Linked DNA regions of Homo sapiens: regions 2, 3 and 4 are each linked to region 1. The links are chromatin contacts, found by Hi-C or POLR2A ChIA-PET in ENCODE. All regions are on one chromosome and are shown on one strand. Each heading gives the region's core, a stretch centred on a gene start or an enhancer-like site at or near the end of the contact. The rest is flanking DNA. Distances are from core to core; before and after follow the strand shown.

The links. A loop is a pair of places that touch in the nucleus more often than their neighbours do. ChIA-PET counts read pairs that join two places held with the same protein, here RNA polymerase II (POLR2A). Pooled maps may share reads with other maps.
Region 2: a loop to region 1 is called in a pooled map, with 2.6 times the contacts of the local background. The contact joins the enhancer-like site here to the promoter of VPS26C in region 1. A Hi-C loop is called at or near these places in 4 of 37 single-sample maps with no recorded cell type and 6 of 50 pooled maps.
Region 3: a pooled map shows a loop between it and region 1 (3-fold over the local background). The contact joins the enhancer-like site here to the promoter of VPS26C in region 1. A Hi-C loop is called at or near these places in 1 of 168 maps with a recorded cell type or tissue (sigmoid colon) and 4 of 50 pooled maps. POLR2A ChIA-PET finds 5 or more read pairs at or near these places in 4 of 52 experiments (BJ, PC-9, activated B cell and 1 more).
Region 4: a loop to region 1 is called in a pooled map, with 7 times the contacts of the local background. The contact joins the promoter of RIPPLY3 here to the promoter of VPS26C in region 1. A Hi-C loop is called at or near these places in 1 of 168 maps with a recorded cell type or tissue (prostate gland), 7 of 37 single-sample maps with no recorded cell type and 9 of 50 pooled maps. POLR2A ChIA-PET finds 5 or more read pairs at or near these places in 2 of 52 experiments (WTC11 and activated B cell).

What each region holds. Positions count from the first base shown.
Region 1 is chr21:37,266,026-37,268,664 of GRCh38, forward strand. VPS26C (VPS26 endosomal protein sorting factor C) reads right to left here and starts at 1,309. Exons shown (of 8, transcript NM_006052.2): 1 at 1,213-1,309. The coding sequence starts at 1,269. RefSeq lists silencers at 905-1,214, 1,955-2,114 and an enhancer at 1,355-1,414.
Region 2 is chr21:37,630,468-37,633,106 of GRCh38, forward strand. The region is part of intron 3 of KCNJ6 (potassium inwardly rectifying channel subfamily J member 6); the gene reads right to left. The region is part of intron 1 of KCNJ6-AS1 (KCNJ6 antisense RNA 1); the gene reads left to right. Among named protein-coding and RNA genes, the nearest start is that of KCNJ6-AS1, 110 kb to the left of the region's middle. Within about 2 kb of position 1,309, at least 3 of the 41 ENCODE cell types and tissues checked have a DNase peak (open chromatin) inside an H3K27ac peak, as active enhancers do.
Region 3 is chr21:37,532,106-37,534,744 of GRCh38, forward strand. The region is part of intron 1 of KCNJ6-AS1 (KCNJ6 antisense RNA 1); the gene reads left to right. Among named protein-coding and RNA genes, the nearest start is that of KCNJ6-AS1, 15 kb to the left of the region's middle. RefSeq lists enhancers at 954-1,183, 1,294-1,343. Within about 2 kb of position 1,331, at least 3 of the 41 ENCODE cell types and tissues checked have a DNase peak (open chromatin) inside an H3K27ac peak, as active enhancers do; they include PC-9, where a contact is called at or near this core.
Region 4 is chr21:37,005,411-37,008,049 of GRCh38, forward strand. RIPPLY3 (ripply transcriptional repressor 3) reads left to right here and starts at 1,292. Exons shown (of 4, transcript NM_018962.3): 1 at 1,292-1,466. The coding sequence starts at 1,363. RefSeq lists an enhancer at 633-1,133 and a silencer at 1,357-1,466.

The sequences.
Region 1 (2,639 bases), core at 59-2,558:
TTCTGCCTCAGCCTCCCTGGTAGCTTGGATTAGAGGCGTCCGCCACCACGCCCGGTTAATTTTTGTATTTTTAGTAGAGACCAGGTTTCACCATGTTGGCCAGGCTGGTCTCGAACTCCTGACCTCAGGTGATCCGCCCGCCTCGGCCTCCCAAAGTGCTGGTAATACAAGCGTGAGCCACCGCGCGGGCCAGATTTTTCCCTTTGTAATTAACCATCAAGGGGATGACCATTTGAGCTTGTGTAAATAAGAGCAGGCTTCCCTAGTTGTCTTTTGCCCAAAAGTTTTAGCATCCATCCAAGACCTTTGTCTGAAATTCTGTCCCTTTTGAGATTACTTTGCATTAATATGACCAACCACTGCGATCAATTTTATTCCAAAGAGTGTTGGGGCTGTGATTTCAACCCTAGCTGCACATATATCACCGGTATCGCTGGGAGTGGAACCCAAGCAATCATATTTTAAAATTCTCCAGGATGACTGATTCTGATGTAGAGTAAGGGTTGAGATTCCCCGAGTTAGAGGAACCTTACAACACCCTCATTTGCAAATAAGGACACTGAGGCCCAAGGAGGTTAAATGACTGGCCAATGTCACAAAACCTGTTAATGGCATAGTCAAGATTTTACTTTTTTATACTTGCATTTTAATAGCCATTCCTTTGTGTCAGTCGAAGAATAAAACCAGAAAAAGCAGTAACTTTCGTAGTATGTTAGTATGTTGTTAAAAGTGACTACCATCTAATATATGCTGCCGCCAGACATACCCATTTCTGCTTCCAAGGTTTGTTTTAGCTTTCGTTCATTAGACCTTTGCGGTCACCTTAGGAGAGAGGGAAAGGGGAGTTTGGTCGTCAACTCCTCCGCCCTCAGCGCTCACTGAGGGAGCTCAAGCCTGAGAACCCAACACCGCCGGGTGTTCAAGGGGCCAGATGGGAAGAGCGCAGCCCCGGAGCTGGGCGCCTGCCCTGCACGTCCCGCAGATGCGGCGGCGGCGCCTGCCCTGGGGCCTCCTCGCAGGGCAGCCAGCCTCGCGCGGGAAGCACCTGGCGGGGACGCACCTGGCGGGAACGCACCCACCTTGGCGGAGACGCACCTGGCGGGACAGCCCTGCCCCGCCTAGGGACGCGGGACGTGCGCAGAGCGATGGAGACAGCGGAACCTGCAGACCCGCCCAACCCCACCTCCATCCCCACCCCCAGCCCCCACTTACCCCGGCGTGATAAACTTTATTCGCTCTTTTAATCTTGATGTCCAGGGCGGTCCCCATCTCCAATTCTCCGCAGCAGCCGCCACTTCCGGCTGCGCGTGACCCCAGGGAAACAAGGGGCGCCTCCCCGCTTCGTTCTGGGCCCCGCCCCTTTCCCTCTCTGCCGGCAGTGGCTCACGTGACCTCGCAGCGGCGTCGCACACACTCCCTAGCTCCGAGGGGCGAATGCCCACGCCTTCCTCCTTCCGGCACAAGAGCCGGCCTTAGTGCGGGCCGAAGCGCTGTCACGGTTCACCCCGCCCCCTCTGGGCGTGAAAGACGGGGCCAAGCTAGCCCCACCCCTTCCGTAGGGACAGTCTTACGCCGGAAATGCTCCTTTGCTGTCCGGGTTAGCGGAGGGAGGGAGGAACGGCTCTCCCCGCGTGCCCCGCGGCTGGAGGCGGAGCCGAGCCTGTCTGTCGGTTGCAGCCTGCGCAGGAAGGATGACGCTCCCGTCAGGCTGTGCGGCGCAGACGGTCGCCCAATGGAGTTGTCTTTCAGGAGGTTTTAACTTGGTAATGCCTGCCCTCCTCAAATGTCCTTAGTCTCCTCAACTCTAGCCCTCCACCGCTTTCTCCCTGGGGTTCTGAAGAGCCGGCGCCCCCTTGTCTGTCTGCGGCCAGGCGCCGCACCCTGCCCTTCCCGCGGGAGCGGTTCCGGTCACCCTCAGGGGTGCGGCCCCTGCGTGCTAGTCCTGCAAAGCGCTGATTGGCCGGCGGCTCGGTTGCCTCGCGTCCCAGCGCCAGCTGGGCCTAGGGCCAAGGTCTCGGGAAGCGCCGGGTGACCTCGCTCCTCTCGGAGCCGCGGGCGCTGGGTCACCCGCCAGCCGGGCTCCGCGGGCCGCGAGGGATTGTGGGTGTTCCCCAGGCGCGTGTCCTGGAACCGGGTGTTAAATATTCAGATCCGTGCGCCCCGCGTGAAGGGTGGAAAGGCACGGCCCCCAGGCTCTGGGGCTTGGAGATTGGTTGCAAATGAAAGACTGAAAGCTGGAGTGAATCTGCCTATTATTTTTATTCCCAGCAACAGCTGACCCCAGATACAGTTTGTGGGGGTGGGGGGCGTTACTGCAGGGCAGGGCAGTGCACTGTTAACGTACTTCGTTTATTGAGTTAAAATCTCTTGTAAATGTTATAAATGAGGATTTTGCCAATAAGCAGAAGGTCAAATTTCATTTTGACAAATGATTTAATTAAATAATGCGGTGAAAAGTGCTTTTTGTTTAAATTCTTTGCTTTTTGTTTAAATTCTTTGATTCTGATCATTATTTTTTAAAGTGCATTGCTTTTGGGATAACATCAGAAACTATCTGTAAAAAGAATTAGTATCACGAATGCCTCCCTCTTAAGAATATAAAATGTTTTACAGGCCAGCAGTGATGGTGCTGCAGCTAC
Region 2 (2,639 bases), core at 59-2,558, 360 kb after region 1:
ACAGCTTAATATTGTTCGTTGGCCATGTCTGAATTTATTATTAAATAAAAAGATGGCTTGTGAGTCATTAGAAAAGAAAGTGGGAGATTTCTGCTTCCATCATCATGTCAGTCTGCATATGAAGGACCCTTAGCTAAGATATAACACAATGCTGGAAAATTACAAAATGTCTTACCTTTCGTTTTATGTATTTGACAAGTAAAAATTATACATATTGATGGTGTACATGATATTTTGATATACGTGTATGTTGTGAAAAGGCTAAGTCTAGCTAATTAACATAGCCATTACCTCACACACTTATTTTTTTGTTGTGAGAACATTTAAAATCTACTCTTAGCAATTTTTGGGTATATAATGCATTGTTGTTAATGGTAGTTGCCATTTGCATTTCTATTTTTGTGACAGTGCTTGTCCTCTCCTTTATCTTGAATGCCCTTCCCATAGTAAAATGCTGCTCATCTTTCAAGAGCTAACTAATGTGTGGTCTCCTTTCCAAAGCACATTGTGACCAACCAGTCTCTTGCTGGAACTATCGAGTTCCAGGCCACCATAACACTTCAGTGACCTATCACAGCACTTATCAGAGTGTTTTACAGCAGTTATATGTGTCTGTTTTCCTTGCTGAATTGTGAATGCCCTGAGGATCTATTGGTCTTATTTCCATATTCCTTAGCATTTAGCACAGTGCTTCAACATTGGAGGTTCCCAGCAAGTACTTATGGTTAAGTGAAAAGAGTAGACTTAGAGAACCATACAGAAACAGCTTAATATCGTTCATTGGCCATGTCTGAAATGTATTATTAATGTTAAATAAAAAGATTGCTTGTGAGTCATTAGAAAAGAAAGTGGGAGATTACTGCTTCCAGCGTCATGTCTGTCTGCAGATGAAGGACCCTCAGCTAAAATATAATACAATGCTGGAAAAGTACAAAATTCATAATTTGAATTAAACCTGAGTTCAATAAAAGCAAGAGATGAGCCTTCTGGGGCTGGTGAAGAGGGAATAACACGCCTATTCCTTCCCACCAAGTATAGTTGAGGCCTCTGGACAATGTACAAAATGAAACCACCTGAAGACTCTAGAAAGTTCACAATAGCAGGACGATTGGAGAAGGGAGTCAAAACTTGAGGAATGAATCGTCTGAGGATAAATTTTTCTGCCTTCCTCTTTTATTTTCTGGCTTTAACCTGAGAGTGGCCCCAGTGTAGAACTGGGGCCCCAATGCAGAACAAGTGCTGGCAAGAAAATCTCAGAGAGAAACCCTGCCTTTCTAACCGGAGGACCAGGAAAAGGTGCTGCTGTGAGTCAGAGACGGGAGTGGGAATCCCCGTTAATTGAGTGTGAGGACTTCCCCACCAGCCCTGAGTGCAGCCTTTGTCCTCAGCTGCTCTGCAGTGCAGCGGTGACACAGGTGCCAAAAACTGAGAGAGAGCCTGTCTTTTTGGACCGAGTATTGGGAAAGGGGAATTCCAGGGACCAGAGTTTGTGGCTGCATTTTCCTCTTTCCTCTGACTGCTTTACCCTAAGAGTGGCCCCGATTGTGTAAAACAATGCAGCAGCCCAGGTGGCTCAAATGCTGAGCAAGTCTTGGCTTTAGAGAAAGAAGTATCAGAAAAGGAGGCCCGGGAGCTGAAAGTGGGGGCCGACCGGGGGGAGGGGTGGATCTCACAGAGGAGAGAACTGGAGAAGAGGATTTCCAGATTCTGTGTATGAATTGATATAATCGTGAGCTTTGCATGCACAGGACGGAAAACAATAAGAAAAGATGAACTTAAAAATTACCTCGTTTTGGAATATATGACCACACTTCTAAATGTCAAAGAAGAAACCATAATGGAAATTTGATAGTACTTAGGACTGAGTGATATTGAAATTCTAAATATAAAAATTAAAGGGCATATAGAAAGTAAGAAAAATTTATATGCCTAAATGCATATATTAGAAAACAAGAAAGTCTGAACATTAATGTTTAGAATATTCAACTGAAGACATTAGGAAATGAACAACAGAATTAATTCACGGGAAATAGGCAACAAAGATCATTGTATAAATTAATAAAATATAAAACAAGTCAACCACAGTGAGAATCAATAAAGGCAAAAGTTGTTTTTTGAAAAGTCTAGTAAAATAGACAAATCTCTGATCAGACTGGCCAAGTAAAAGGTGTAGAAGGCAAAAATAAATGGCATTGGGAACTCAAAGGTATACATAACTTTAGAAACAGCAGAGACTGAAAACACAAAAGGAGATTATAATAACTTAAAAATATAGACGAAATGGACAATTTTCTAAATCATATAAATTACCAATACTTATTTAAGTAAAAATAAAAAGCAGAGATACCTTATAACCAATTATGAAATTGAGCCAGTGATTAAAAACTTGCCATAAAGAAATTACAAAGCCCAGACAATCTTAAAGATGAGTTCAATGAAATATTCTAGGAAGAAATCATGATAATTTTACATAAACTCTCCTAGGAAATAGAAGAATCATTTCCTAACTCATTCTATAAGGCAAATAATCTTGATAATAAAGTCATAAATATAGTACAAGAAAGAGAGAAAAAAAGGGAGAACACAAGCCCATATTATTCACTTGTGTAGCTACAAGAATCCTAGAAGAAATATTAGCA
Region 3 (2,639 bases), core at 81-2,580, 270 kb after region 1:
TACCAACTTCGCTTAGATTTAACAATTGTTTTTTGCTGAAACGTGGTATTTCCAAATTACTTCAGTCTGCATCTCTAAAAAATGACATTGTCTTGCTTATCCATTAATACCATTATCACACCTTAAAGAGAATTAAAATCATTCCTTACTGGTGTCAAACACTTGATCCGTATTCAGTGTTCCCATTGTCCCCAAAATATTTTACTGCCAGTTTGTTCAAACCAGGATTCAATTAGGGTCCACGTGTTGTGTTTAGTTCGTTTCTTACCTCTCCTTAGATCTAGAACAGTTTGCTCTCTGTATTTTGGGTAAAAGAAAAATGTTCCCCAGCACTTTAGGAGGCCAAGGTGGCTGGATCACCTGAGGTCAGGAGTTCGAGACCAGCCTGGCCAACATGGTGAAACCCTGTCTCTACTAAAAATACAAAAATTAGCCAGGCTTGGTGGCGGGCACCTGTAATCCCAGCTACTTGGGAGGCTGAGGTGGGAGAATCGCTTGAACCCGGGAGGTGGAGGTTGTAGTAAGCCGAGATTGCACCACTGCACTCCAGCCTTGGCAACAAGAGTGAAACTCCATCTCAAAAAAGAAAAGAAAAGTCTTCCCCAGTCTAATGTTTTTAATGGTTTCATATTTTTCACGTAAATCTTTGATCCATTTGGAATTTATCCTATTATTATATATTGTGAGGCATGGATTCAATTTTATATTTTCCCAAATGGCTGGCTGGTTGTTCCAACACCACTTATTAAAAAGTTCATCTTTCCCCCATCTTAGTTAAAGATTCACATTGATCACTTATCATATGATAACTGTCGTGATTACTTGGGTCTTCTTCTGAACCTTCTAATGTGCTGTGTTGGTTTGTAAACCTCTGCACATGCCACTCCTACCTGGCTTCAGTTACAGAGGCTTCTGGGCCGTTTCAATACTTAGCAGGCAGGTGCACCTCATTTCATCACGTTTCTCTTCGGGGTTTTCCTGCTTACCCTTGCTTTTATTCACACACACACATATATATACACACACACACGTATACAAGTATATATAATTAACTGGAGTTGGGGGAATTAGCTGATAAGAGAACTGGCTAAACAATGTAGGAATCACCAATGCACCCAGCAGTCACTACACCTGGAACTGATCCTGAGCACCCAACGAAGGGCCACTCCTACCCGCACCCCTCTGCTAAGACCCAGACCTCGTGGAGAGGGCTGCCGTCATGACTCATTCATGGGAGAGGGTGTGATCGTGACTCACTGGACGACAGAGGAGCTTGCTGAGGTGCTTCCCCAGCAAGACGTGACTGAAACCCACCCTCTGCTGTGGGAATTGGCCCCCGGGGAGGTGCCACGTCTCAGAGCTCCCTGCTGGCTGCCTCGGGCAGTGCTGCAGAAGTCCCTGGGGGGGAACCTGTCTGGCTGCAGGCTCTCCAGCACTGCTCGTGGGAGGGTGATTGGCAGGTGTCCCATGGTCAGTGCTGTGCTGTGCAGTCACTAGGGTATGTGCCCAGGTAAATCCATCCGTGGGTGTTTCTCCTGCTGGCACTGGCTGGAAGCCACCCAGGGCTGGGGCTGTGCCATGGAGGCCGCTCATGGGGGGACTCACTGCTGGAATGCCCAGGAAGCAATCCAGGGAGAAGCGACCAGCCCGCAGGACTGAGAGGCACTGATACCAAGTGAACTGAATTAATAATATGGGTGAAGTGTTCGTTTCATTTTTTTTGAGAGGGAAAATAAAGATTCTTGGTTTCATTCTAACTACCTACTCACTTGCCAAATTGTTAGGGGGACTAGTGGCACTCTTAGTGTAGACTCTCAAAAACAGCTCAAGGATATTAAAGGACCTATTTTAAATGTAAAATTTGACCCGTTTTTTAAAACTTATATTTGTAGGTTCAGGGGTACGTGTGCAGGTTTGTTATATAGGTAAACTCATGTCATGGGCGTTTGATGTACAGATTATTTTGGCACCCAGGTATTAAGCCCAATGCCCAATAGTTATGTTTTCTGCTCCTCTCCCTCCTCCACTCTCGGGTAGGTCCCAGTGTCTGTTGTTCCCCTTTGTGTTCATGAAAACTTGATCAGTTTTGATGTATGTATACCCTTATGTCATCACACCACTATCAGAATGTCAATTTCATCTCCCCAAAAACTCCCTGTTCCCATTTCTGGTCCATCTTTCTCTCTGTCCCATTCCTAGGCAACCACTGATCTACTCGTAGCATTTTCGATTGGTTAAAATAATATAGGAAAATCAATGCCTGAGAATAGCGAGAAAAGCACAAGGAAGAAGAGCAATTAGGGGTGGGGCGACTTGCTTCACCAGATGTTGGAATATTCTTTGAAGCCACTGCAGTCTGATCAGTACGGTGTAGGTGCAGGAAGAGACAACTGGATTGGAGGAAGGACAGACCGGTTGAGACACAGCCCACTGCCTAGGAAGGGGACTGTGAAACAAGGAGCAGTTCTATCAGAGGCAGTCTGACAGGGGCCACCATGCATGGATACTTCTTTTAATGTGGTAGGGGCATGATTCAAGGATTGGCAGGATCCGAAGAGGAACAGGGTGGGCAGCTTCAGAGGAGGTAGCACTTGAGAAGGGTTTGGCATGATGCCTGCATTTGTTTGAGGACCAGTGCA
Region 4 (2,639 bases), core at 42-2,541, 260 kb before region 1:
TTTTTTATTTTTAGTAGAGACGGGTTTCACCATATTGGCCAGACTGATCTCGAACTCCTGACTTCAAGTGATCCATCCACCTGCCTCGGTCTCCCAAAGTGCTGGGATTACAGGTGAGAACCACCGCGCCTGGCCTAGTTCTTCGATTTTTTAACATCCATCACAGTAACTTAAATTATATAAAGTAACTACCCCTGAGGAGCCCGGGGTAGTTGAAGGCCCTCCAGCGCCTTCGGTGTTCTGTCGCAGTGCTCTACGTGTGAAACCGCTTTCTCCCACCCTGGCCGTGCGCTGGTGATGGTGGCAGCGGCGCTCCAGCGACGCCCGGGGAAGTGTCCCCAGGGTCGGGCAAGGTCGCTTCTGCTGGTCGGGAGGCCCTTTCTAAGCCTGGCTGGGGCTAACCGAAGGAGAAGCCCGCCGCTCCAGGCTTTATTAAAAATTCGCATTCTTTCCAAGGCCGCCATCGGTGGGAAGGGTGCGCTCGTAGCACCCCTCTTGCTCGGTTCCATTCCTGGCCTTCTGTCTCCTGGAAGGGTCGCCGCGCCCCACCCCACCCGCTTCGCCACGGGTTCGAGCCCTGGCGTCGGGGCGTCCGGGAGCCCACTGTCCAGCACCGAAGGCAAGGCCGGTGCACGCGGACCCGAGGATTCGGTAGATGTCCCCGAAGACCCGCTGCCGCTCTAAGGCGGTGGAAGCGAGATTCTCCGGAAACCCAGGGAATCCGATGCTCGCACAGGACCAAAGCCCGAGGCCGCGGGGACCACAGAGGGACGGAGAAGCCGGGACTCCTCACATCCCACATCCGGCAGGGGAAGCCCAGCAGGTGAGCGCAGGTCCCCCCAGTCCCCGAGGGAGTGCGCCCGACGGAAACGCCCCTAGCCCGCGGGCCTCGCTTTCCTCTCCCGGGTTCCTGGGTCACTTCCCGCTGTCTCCAGCCCGAGCTCGTGGCCCCAATCCCTGGTACCTCCATCCTCTGGTCACCCCTTCTCTGGTGCCCCCTCCCCGACTTTTCTTTGTCCCGTCCCCACCCTTGCCCGGGCCTGCCGGACCCCCCTCCTTGACACCCGGCGCCACCTCCTTGAGCTTTTCTCGTCTCCTCCCCATCCCCGGCTCCCTGGTCCCCTCCCGGAACTTCTCTGGTCCCCTCCGCTCCTCCGACCCGGGCTTTTCCTTCGTACCCTGCGGCCCCCTCCGCACCCCTCACGGAGCTCCTCGGGTCCTGCCCCCTCCCAGCGCTTGCCCGCGCCGCCCCGCCCCCGTTTTTAAACCTGGCGCGCGGGTAGGTGAGCGCGTTAGCCCGAGTGGATCTAGGCGCGCTCGTAGGCCGGCGCCGCAGCAAGGGGCGCGGGCTCCGCCGGCACCATGGAGCCCGAAGCGGCGGCCGGAGCCCGGAAGGCGCGGGGGCGCGGCTGTCACTGCCCCGGGGACGCTCCCTGGAGGCCTCCGCCACCGCGCGGGCCGGAGAGGTGAGGGTGGCCCCGCGCCCCGGTGGACGCGCTGAGAGGCGTGCGCGGTGGCGGTGCGGGGAGCGCAGCGAGCGGGAGGCTGGGGCGCTGCTGAACCCCCGATCCCCAGCGGAGCTCCGGAGCTCGACGGCGACGCCAAGCAAGCTCCTGAGCCGGCAGCCGGGTTCCCGGGAGGGGCGCTCAGTTCTCCGGTTCCAACGCACAGCTCTGAAGTGCGGAGGCCCAGGATGTAGCTGGCCAGGAAAGGGGCCGACGCTTCCGTGTAGAGGAGATCTCAGTTAGCCAGCCGGGGACACTGCAGTCTCGGGCTCCTAAGCCAGCCTTGCAAAGGCAATCTCTCACCTTGCTACTTTCTCGGTAGCCGTTTCTGTTGTCCCTGGATTGGGGGCTCGGCGTTCGCTGTCCCTGGGCACCAACCCTTTTAAAGACAGTAACGTTGTAGGAAATCAAATTAGCCAGGGAGGTAGGGAAGGGACCGGGTAGGCCGGATGGGCCAGGTAGCCAGGCAGGAGAAAGATTCCCTCTTTTTTTTTTTTTTTTTTTTTTTTTTGAGACAGGGTCTCACTGTGTCGCCCAGGCTGGAGTGCAATGGCGTGATCTCGGCTCACGGGAACCTCCGCCTCCCGGGTTCAAGCGATTTTCCTGCCTCAGCCTCCTGAGTAGCAGGGATTACACGCGCCTGCCACCACGCCCGGCTAATTTTTGTATTTTTAGTAGAGACTGGGTTTCGCCATGTTGGCCAGGCTGGTCTCGAACTCCTGACCTCGAGTGATCCAGTAACCTCAGCCTCCCAAAGTGCTGGGATTACAGGTGTGAGCCACCGCGCCCAGCCCCCTTTTTTTGTTTGTTTGTTTTTCATCCTACAACTCTGTAAAATCATCTCTGTAGAATCAATCTCCTTCCGTGACCAAGGTGGTGTGATTGAAATTAACCGGGGACAAAGTAGACAGCTATAGTTGGGGAACCCCGAATTGAACAATTCAGCCAGGATTTGCAGGGAGAGAAATCTCTCAACTAATGGGTTCCCTGATAATTGTGTGAGATTCGGGACCTCCCTTCTCAAAGCTTAACTGGAGACAGAGAACTGGGGACGTAGCAGGAGAGAAAAAACACAAATGACAGTAATTTATCCACAGCCCTGAGAACTCCAGGGAAAGTTCCTGGGGGGTCCGG